Regions from separate parts of the Homo sapiens genome. Here region 2 is linked to region 1. Evidence: chromatin contacts called from ENCODE Hi-C or POLR2A ChIA-PET data. All regions are on one chromosome and are shown on one strand. Each heading gives the region's core, a stretch centred on a gene start or an enhancer-like site at or near the end of the contact. The rest is flanking DNA. Distances are from core to core; before and after follow the strand shown.

Evidence for each region. A loop is a pair of places that touch in the nucleus more often than their neighbours do. ChIA-PET counts read pairs that join two places held with the same protein, here RNA polymerase II (POLR2A). Pooled maps may share reads with other maps.
Region 2: a loop to region 1 is called in a pooled map, with 7 times the contacts of the local background. The contact joins two enhancer-like sites. A Hi-C loop is called at or near these places in 2 of 168 maps with a recorded cell type or tissue (both naive thymus-derived CD4-positive, alpha-beta T cell) and 11 of 50 pooled maps. POLR2A ChIA-PET finds 5 or more read pairs at or near these places in 10 of 52 experiments (AG04449, B cell, CD4-positive, alpha-beta T cell and 7 more).

Annotation. Positions count from the first base shown.
Region 1 is chr11:35,164,103-35,168,861 of GRCh38, reverse strand. The region is part of intron 1 of CD44 (CD44 molecule (IN blood group)); the gene reads right to left. Among named protein-coding and RNA genes, the nearest start is that of SNORD164, 3.5 kb to the right of the region's middle. RefSeq lists an enhancer at 2,774-2,833 and a silencer at 3,254-3,303. Within about 2 kb of position 2,166, at least 31 of the 41 ENCODE cell types and tissues checked have a DNase peak (open chromatin) inside an H3K27ac peak, as active enhancers do; they include PC-9, where a contact is called at or near this core.
Region 2 is chr11:35,335,424-35,340,182 of GRCh38, reverse strand. All of the region lies in intron 1 of SLC1A2 (solute carrier family 1 member 2), which reads left to right. Among named protein-coding and RNA genes, the nearest start is that of SLC1A2-AS1, 56 kb to the right of the region's middle. Within about 2 kb of position 2,447, at least 10 of the 41 ENCODE cell types and tissues checked have a DNase peak (open chromatin) inside an H3K27ac peak, as active enhancers do; they include PC-9, where a contact is called at or near this core.

The sequences.
Region 1 (4,759 bases), core at 917-3,416:
CCATTTCTGAGGCCAGATCTCCTAGGGAACATGGCAAACACAGTACATTCCATATGAAGACCACCCAAAGACAACCTACAGTCATACTATGCCCAAAGAGAGGGCACTGTCAGTTCTCCAGACCAGACGTCTCCAGATTCTGCAAAATGAGTTAATTTGTTTTCTAACTTGAGCCACCCAGGTGTGCCTGATCCCTATTTGTCATCTCCTCAGGAGGGATGAGGCAGAATTAGATTTTTGGTTCCAGATTAAGCTATATGTAAGGAGAAGTTGCTTTATCATGAAGATGAGAATAAAGCCAGTTCCTGCTACTCAATGGTGTTCTAATTCCTGCAGCTCCTGGTCCATAACCACAGTGAGCACTCACTGAGTGCCTAGTCTGGGTTCAAGGTATTCAGCACTTTACACCTAATATTTCACTTAATTTTCCTAACAATCCTGTGTGGCAGGCATTTTTATTATCCCCATTTTACACAAGAGGTAACTGATTCATTGAGAAGATGTAAGTAACTTGTGCTAGTCACTGGGGGACCTGGGTTTCAGACTGGGCAATCTGGCTGATCATTTTCCAGTGTTAAATTCCAACTTATGCACAGGTCAGACACTGAAATGACAGGAAGCCCACTTACCCTTCATGTGATTTTTTAATAAAGTGTGGAGAGGTGATCATGAAAAGAGAGCCCTAGAGAGAAGAATTTGAGCTTATTGAATATTATTTTAAGATCAGAAGTCCCTTGATTCTGGACCACAAGATAGGGGCCTTTACCAAGGCCTGGTAAGGCTTCAGTGGAACAAACTTCACTAATGGAATTTTCACTCTCTCTCCAGAGAGGAGATTCTGAAGTCTTGACCTTGACTGGCTTTCCCCAGCAGTGGGCTGACTGCTTCTCTCTGATTCTGCCTGTTGGTCTTCCCATCATACTCTTGGGAATTTAGAAAGCCCAAACCTAGTCGTAGCCCCCAGGCCTCCTGCCCTTTACAGCCTGAATGCTCTCTCTACAATTAGGCAGGGCTCTTAGGAGAGGACTCCAGGACTTGGGGTTGGCCCAGGGTTGGGTCACCAAGGACACAGGCTGTCCTTGTGACATTACGAGATGTCTGCAGCCAAACCCAAAAATCTAGACTGACCAAGCTAAGGCTCCAGGTTGATGTAGCTGGAACATAGCTCTCTGGGTGGACTGCACCCAAAGTGATTGAGCTCCTGGGAGTCAACCACACACAAACCACTTGGGCAGCCAGAAGCACTGGTAAGCTCTCCAAATTTTTTATTTTTACAGTGTTTATCATTAAAAAGCCAGGATTCTATTTCTGTCCTCTGATTTGCTGAGCTCATGTCCAAAACAGATTGCACAACTAATAAATCTTACTGAGCTGGTTCTGATCAGAAGTAGGAAGGGAAAAGGACAAGGTTTTGTTGTTTTAAAGCATTATTGTTAATTGGATTATCTATTTTTAAAGCCAGGAGGCACAATGGGAAGCTTCTAACCAATTTCTCTTGTGACACAGGAGAAAATAAAATCAAGGATAGCCGAGTATGGTCCTCCAGCAAGTTAAAAAACAAAACAAAACAAACAAAAAACAAAAACAAAAACACACACACACACACACAAAACTCAGTGGTTCATAATTGCAGATTTCTGACTCCTACACCAGTGCTGTTGCTACTGATCTATCTTTCATAAGAGGTCTGAGCAAGCTGCTCTCAAAAAAGCCACAACTCACTGTCTTAATAGGACACGAAGAAGTCATTTTCTTCTTCATTTGTTCGAAGGCTTCAAAGCCCAGAAGTTTTCATCTGGGAGTCTTTCTAGCTATTGTGCCCTCTGCTGCCCCCCAGGCCTGCCAGTCTAGAAGGCTGGCACATCACTCGCCCCCATCTCCTGATGCCCATGTGATGGGCTCCTGGTGAAAGGGTGTATTGTTTAGCATCCACTTCTGAATGAGGCCAGAATCACACTTGGTGGCCGAATCGCCTTTGGCTGCCCAGTGCAGACCATGAGTCTTGAGTGACTCAGTCTCTCCCGGAATTGCCCTGGAGGCAGATGAGGGTTTAATGAGCAGAGAAAACAGTCATGCACAATCATACCCAGAGAATTTCCTCCAGAATGTGCCCTGGGTTGCTTTCAACTGAGCTATTCATCACTTGGCACTTAGAAATGCAAGGCACCCCAACGTCTTGGCGCCTGGCTGGACCCCCTGATTTCTCTGCCTTTTTTCCGTGGAGCCTGGAGCCTGTCATGGCAGTCAACGCTGAACCAACATGGAGGGGCCTGTCACATTGGAGAAGAATCCCAAGGGTTCTCCTAGCTGTTACCCTGGCCCTTCAGCCAAGGCCACCAAATGATCAACCCAATGCACAGCCTAGAAAGCTCTTGGGTTGTTTTGAGAGTTTGGAGAACAGTACTGTCCCTGTCTCCTAATGGGATGATGGGGACTTGGAGGTGAGGGTATGGAGAACTGTTTAACCCCCCACTCCTGGTCCTGGATCCAACAGAGTCTTTCTGGCAAAAGAAAGTATATGTCCCAGAACTGTTGCTTCACTGCACCAGAATTCTGTAACACCAAGTAGTCTTTGACGAGTGCGTCTTCAGGCAGAGAAACCACAGTACCCACCCCTGTGTGTTGCCATGGTGATCAGGAAATCCTCTGGCCTCACGATCTTTGTTTTCTGCTTTTTCGGATCTTATTGATTTAGCAGATTGACTAGCACAAACCCAGGATGTGGTAAATGAAATGAAAAAAGCATCTTGGGGCCCAAATAGGGTTTTTCCTCTTGCAAGTAGAAAATAAGGTTGGGCCACTTGGTTTTGTCATTGTATTTTTTTTTCTGGGTAGTTACAATGACTGATACATCACCTAATCAATATACAGTTTCTGCTAATGTCTATAGCTGGCATTTTGTGGAACTGCTTAGCTTTAGTTTGAGGGAAGACTTTCGTAACAGTTGAGGTAGGATGAGAAACTGTTACTCATAGGTAATATCTATATTTCAGGGCTGATTCATGGGTTGCTGACATGCTGAGATAAGCCGGGGGCCCCCATCTGGGAGTGGGATGCACTGGTTCTAGCCTAAACTCTGTTAATTATAAGCTAATTATGTGACCTTGAATAACTCCCTGTAGCTCCCCCAGGCACACCTTGCCTTCCTGCCACCCAAGATGAAATAAAAAGTTATGAAATTTTGGAGCTTGGGGGATAAAAGTGAGAAGGTTGATGTGCATACCTGGGACAGTATTAAAATCTCAAAAAGCTTCTCAGAAACCTCATATGAATTAAGACACATTGGGGCTCCACCCTCAGCAGAACCGAATGGATTAAAGTACATCAGGCTTTGCTATTCTTGCCACGTAGCAGTTTCCTTCACCAATTATAAAGCACTTTCACACCCAAAAGCAGCCTGTGAGGCCCAGAGGGTAGGTACTACAGACCCATTTAAAAGGTGAAGAAACTAATGGACATAAGTTTCACAGACTCAAAGTCTTACGGAGAGTTTGGTAAACCCAGATCTCAACTCAGATTTTCCAGTTCTGCTAATTTTCCCCATTCCCCTCTGGTGCTGCCTTTTCAACTTGGGTTGTCAACAGGCAAATGGGACCAGTGGAAGCATTCAGAGAGAAGATTGATGGTTTTCAGATGTTTCTTTCTCTCCCTGACATGATGTCTTAGGCACAACCACAGTATTTCAAGTGGTTGAAAATCAAGCTGAGCTAATGGGGGCTGGAGTGAGGGTGGAAGGGCAGACCCAGAGACTCAATCTACCAGATGCTCATTCTCTTCCAGCACCCACCCTACCCCATCAATTGTTCTGGCACCCACCACAAAGCCCTAAGAGCCTTGGTGGAAAAGTCTGGAAAATACTGTGGTAGGGGCCAATCAAAGTGACGATGGCCACCACTTAGTAAGTCCTGCAATAAACCAGGGGCTCCAAAGCATTTGGAAACCTAGGAGGGTAAATCATCCCATGCAACGGACATACAAACAGATGCTCAGAGCAATTAGTACAGCTCAAAGGCTGCAGCCCAAATGAAATATATTGTGCAAAAATGCTATCCATGAGCCAGGCTTAGTATTATCATTTTTGTATTCTTCCCTTCATTATTAAGAACACAAATATCTTGCAACTTAAAGTTTTTCATAAAGATTGTCCCTTGCTCACTCTGCAGAGGAGATAGCAAAGTTTGAGTTTCCAATCCTACTCTAAGGAGACTGGGCTGGGTAAATAGTGGACTTGGCCAGATTTATACAATCAAAAACTGCAGTTAAGACTTGTTGTCTTTGAAGATACAGCCATCCAGATGGAGAGAAGCAAAAGGTCACCACCAATTCCACCAGAGCCCAACTTCAACACACAGCCCACGGCATCTCCAAATTTGATTTTCTTTCCTCTTGCCTCTTTTAGCATCTCCTTAAGTGAAAAAGAAAAGATTCTGCAATGTATGGAGCTGCTAATTTGTGTCAGATTGTAGTCTATGTGCCTTAATAGATGCTATACCTTGAGAAGTCAAAAAATCACCCCCATTTCACAGATGCAACAAGTGAGGCTGAGTACAATCCACTCAGCATCCTGCTATGAATGTGGCAAGAGCCAGGAGTCAAACCCCAGGATAACACTTGGTTTCTGACATGAGTTAGCTAAGACTCAGTTTACCAAAGCTGTGCCTCTCTGCTTGGGATATGTGGATTCTCACCCTGGGGCATGAAATGTATGTGAATGGTGGGGTAATGGATGTGGCTGTAACACTAAGGCTCTGGCAGCTTC
Region 2 (4,759 bases), core at 1,198-3,697, 170 kb before region 1:
TAACATCTTTTCCTGACATGAGCTGGGTCCCGTTGCTTCTTCTCTCTGCTCAGAGAAGTGACACGTGAGCAGAGAGCTCATGTCAGTGTGTCTGCATGGCTGGTATTACAAAGCCTCAAGGAAAAAAGCTTAACAAGAAAGCCTGAGGAAATGGGGTTTTGGTCATTTAAATTTTAGGGTCATTGAGGGATGAAGCCAAGAGGGCTTTGTCGTTAAATATATTTTTGATAATTCCCTCTTATTTTTAATCCTAACATTGAAAAAGCAATAAATGCACATAGGAAAACATTTAAACAGAGCTAAGGAGAATACAGTGATCTGTGAGTCACCCTCTCATTTGAGATACCCATTTTCTCAGTTCTCCCTAGAAGCTGCTACTCTCAGCAATATTCTGTGATCTTTCCAGAAATATTACTTGTAATCTCTATATATACAATTATACATGTATATATTTGTGCTTATCAATCTTCTGTGTGTCCAATATCCATCCCTCCATCCATCCATCTGCCCATCCAACTTATGCTCAACTCTCATGGTTGAAAATCATTAAAAAATGCTTGAATCCATTCTCTCATTTGATGTGGTGTGTTGAGACCAGTGGACCCCTGACAGAGGGTCCTGTGAGTCACCAGGATCCCTATCTGAAACCCAGTCCTCATGATAAGGTCCTCCAGCTGGTAAAGGTGTAACATTGAGCCACACACTAACCAAACATCTCCCTGAGAGATTCTGTTTCCATACCCTGCACTGCATGTTTCCTTCTGGAGTCTGTCCCCTTCAAAGCAGAGTATAAGAAGATGCCCTGTGGAACGGATAGTTCCAGTTAGGTTTGATTTTATGAAATCTCTTCTTCAGCAAAATCTGTCCTGACTGACTCCTTGACACAGAAGGGCCCTGACCCACAATCTTGTTCACCGCATTGAGATTCCCTGATTCCATGTTTCTTGCTGAATGACTAAATATCCCAACAGAGGGAGGTCAAGTTTCTCCCCAGCAAAAATTTTTCCCAGTTAAATGGCAAGAATGAAGAGCTGACAAATGGCTATGACATCACTCTTTGTCATAACTTGCCCCAAATTACTGCATGAGAAGCCAGTACTCTACTGGGTCTTGCCATGGGACAGTCATAAGTAGAAAACAAGATGATCCCCCAAAGAATTGCCCTTTAGAGAGCAATTCAAAGACAGGAAAATCACCCGTTGGTTGTGTCCCTGCTTCTAGCCAGATCTTCTAGAGAGCTCTAGATGCTGACCCCTTCATCTTGAAAAGCTCAGTGGAGACCTGGGTCCTAGCCTCTGCCACTTACTGGTTATGTGATCTTGATCAGGTGTATCTTAGTGGGTAAAGTAATTGTGTCTATTTCAAAGGACTGTTTTGTTTTAGTTGCAAGTGAGGGAAGCCTACCTTAGTCTGACTTAAGTGAACTAGAGAATATATCAGCTTGTTAACCAAAGAGTCTAGAGATAACTTTAGGTGTATCTGGATCTAGGAGCTAAAATCTTATTATTAGGACTGATTCTCTTTCCATATCTCCTTGTCCTCAAACAAAGGCAGGTCATTCCCTTATAAGCTCCCGGCAGCTCTGGACACATCCTAGCAGCTAAGAAACCTCAGCAAAGAAGAGCTCCTCCTTCCCACTTTTTCTAGCCAAAGTCTTAGGACTATATCTCACTGGACCAACTTGGTCCACATGATCACCCACAAATCTATGTGGTTATGAGGATAGAGTATCCTGATTCACCAGTCCTGAGATGGGCATGGGTCAGTTCCATCCAAACCATAGGGACGGGAGTTAGAAGGGGAATTGCCCTGAGAAGTCGAGAGGATAGAACCAAAAGAGTAGCAAGCAGACACTAGGGAGGCAAAAAACAACAGATTTGTTATGTAGGGTCTAAAAGAAGGGGGTCAACAAGTGTTTTCTGTAAAGGGTCAGATAAATATTTTAGGGTTTCTGTTGCAATTACTCAACTCTGCTCTTGGAGTGCAAAAGTAACCGTAGACAATAGGTAAACAATAGGCTTCGCTGTGTTCTAATAAAACCTTGTTTATAAAAATGGGCTGTTGACTGGATTTGGCCCATGGCTGTAGTTTGCCAACTCCTGATCTATGCAGATACTACAATCTTCTTGTCCCACATATTCTAGAGACCTGAACAAATAAGATCTGGCACATGCAAAGCACTTAAGAAATGCTAGTTATTATTATATTGTTATTATTTATGCTATACTAAGGATAATAACAATGATAATGTTGATGGTAATTATAATACTAATTAGATAATGAGATATGATGAATTATGAGTCATAAGTCAGCAGTGTATTCCAGGACTGTTTCTAAACTGTTGGTGGAGCTTCCCCTCCACATACTCATAGAGCTGGAAGGCAGGGGAGAGGCATCCAACTCAAACATCTCATTTTATAGATGAGTCTTAGGCTCAGATAAGAGGCAGCACATGCACAAGTTCACACAGCAAGCTGGGGCAGTTTTGGAGTTTGCAGCTGTTTCTTCTGCAACCTTAAAGGACTCTACCCTATAGGTAGAGTCTGTTTACACCTACTGGTACACCCATGGTACACCTGTTATACCATGGTACATCTAGTACATTTGAACATGCAGGTGTAGTTAGATAGATATTCCTTGAGTTTTGGATCCATACTGAGTAGTGTGGTGATACTGTTGGTAATATTCCTGAACTGGTGGAAAGACCTGATTTGTGACTAGCATGTGTTATATGACTCATGAGAACTCCCTGCTGCTGAGATGACTCAGATGTCTGTTTTACACAAAGATTACCAAACACCTCTCGCCACGTTTGAAAACAATGAATAGTTACTCACTGCCTTTCTGACTACCCTCTTTGTCACTATTTCTATTCGCTTAGCATGCTGGCAGCCATTTAAACAGCTAGTCTTCTGTTTGGCTGGATGTTGGTAGGAGGAGTCTTCTTTAATCCCCCATCAACATGGATACAGAGAGGCCTGTGGGCACTTTTCTCTGTACTCAGTGTAGACCCATTCATAAAATTCTTCATGATTCTGGCAAAACCCTCCCTGGATTTTGGTTAACCAGCAGCTCTGCAGTAGTTTAGGAGGTGGATATTTTACAACCACAACTCTTTAGCTCTTTTTTTCCCCAAATTTATTTCCAACTTTCATCACTCAGGGTCATTTACATAAATCAATGCAAATAAATATTTTTCTTGAGTTAAAAAATGTTGTGGAATCTGCTGGTCCCAAGTACTACAGAGACCTCAGTACACTGAATGGAAAATTTGGGATTTGGTTTACTGTTCTAGGCCAAGGGTCAGAAAACATTTTTCTGTAAAGGGCTAAAGAGTAAATATTTTAGGCTTCATGGGCCATATGGAAAGCCATGAGTTGCTGACCCCGGCTGTGAGTGCTTGTAATTTATAAATATAAAATTGGAGGATGGAGTATTTGAATTGGCTGCCTAGTTACTTGAGCATAGTCCTACAAACTAAAGTCTTGGATTTGGGCCAATGTAGGTTTAGCTATGTGATTCTGATGCTTACTAGGTCATTTTAGGCACATTGGTGGCCTTAGTTCCTTGTCTATAAAATGAGGATAATAATAGCACTCTATCTGTTTGTTCCTTCCTCCTACTTGCTTATAGAATTGTTGTTGTGAGGATCAAACAAAGGAAACCACTTATCTCAGAGCTAGTATGTTCCATAAATGTTGAGAGTATAATCAATACTGTTATTAATATCAAAGCCCATTGGGTGAAAGCAAGTATTCAAGAGCAAACAATTAATGAGCTGATTGGGTCACCTTCAAAGGGTTCTAGATAGAGATCATCAAGAAACCTTTTTTCCTTCTCTTTTTAATTTTAATTTTAATTTTAGTTGTGGGGTACATGTGCAGGATGTGCAGGTTTGTTACATAGGTAAACCTGTGCCATAGCGGTTTGTTGCACTTATCAACCCATCACCTAAGTATTAAGCCCAGCATGCATTAGCTATTTTTCCTAATGCTCTACCCCCACCCACCCCACCCCCTGAGAGGCCCAGTGTGTGTTGTTCCCCTCCCTGTGTCCATGTGTTCTCATTGTTCAGCTCCTACTTATAAGTGAAAACATGTGGTGTTTGGTTTTCTGTTCCTGTATTAGTTTGATGAGGATAATGGCTTCCAGCTCAATTCATGTCCCTCTGAAGGAGATGATCTTATTCCTTTTTATGGCTGCATAGTATTCCATTGTGTATTTGTACCATATAAGAAACCTTTTTTCAGCATCTTCTGTGGGAGGATGTCTGAAGAGACTGGATCAGATTTTTAACAACATTTTTTAATTTAATTTTTTAAAAATTTTATTTACTTAATTTTTTTGAGACTGGCTTATGAGACTACCTAATTTTTGTTTTTGGTAGAGACAGGGTTTCACCATGTTGCTCAGGTTGGTCTTGAACTCCTGGCCTCAAGTGATCCACCTGCCTTGGCCGCCCAAAGTGCTGGGATTGTAGATATGAGCCACTGACTTGGGTGAGACTGGATCAGATTTTGCTTGGCATTGTTGTGAAGACCCTGGTAGTAACTCATGATAGACTGTCTTCCTTTCTCCAAAAAATGAAGCCTCACATTATTCAAAGGAAAATCTCAAATTAAAAATCCTTTCCTGAGCATTTCCTTCAGCTATAGAGTTCAGCTAAATGGCATGCCCAGGGTCTGGATCATCAACACAGTCTGAGGTGATGAGTGATTACAGGCCAGAGGAGTACTGGGACCTCTGCTAATTTGTTCCC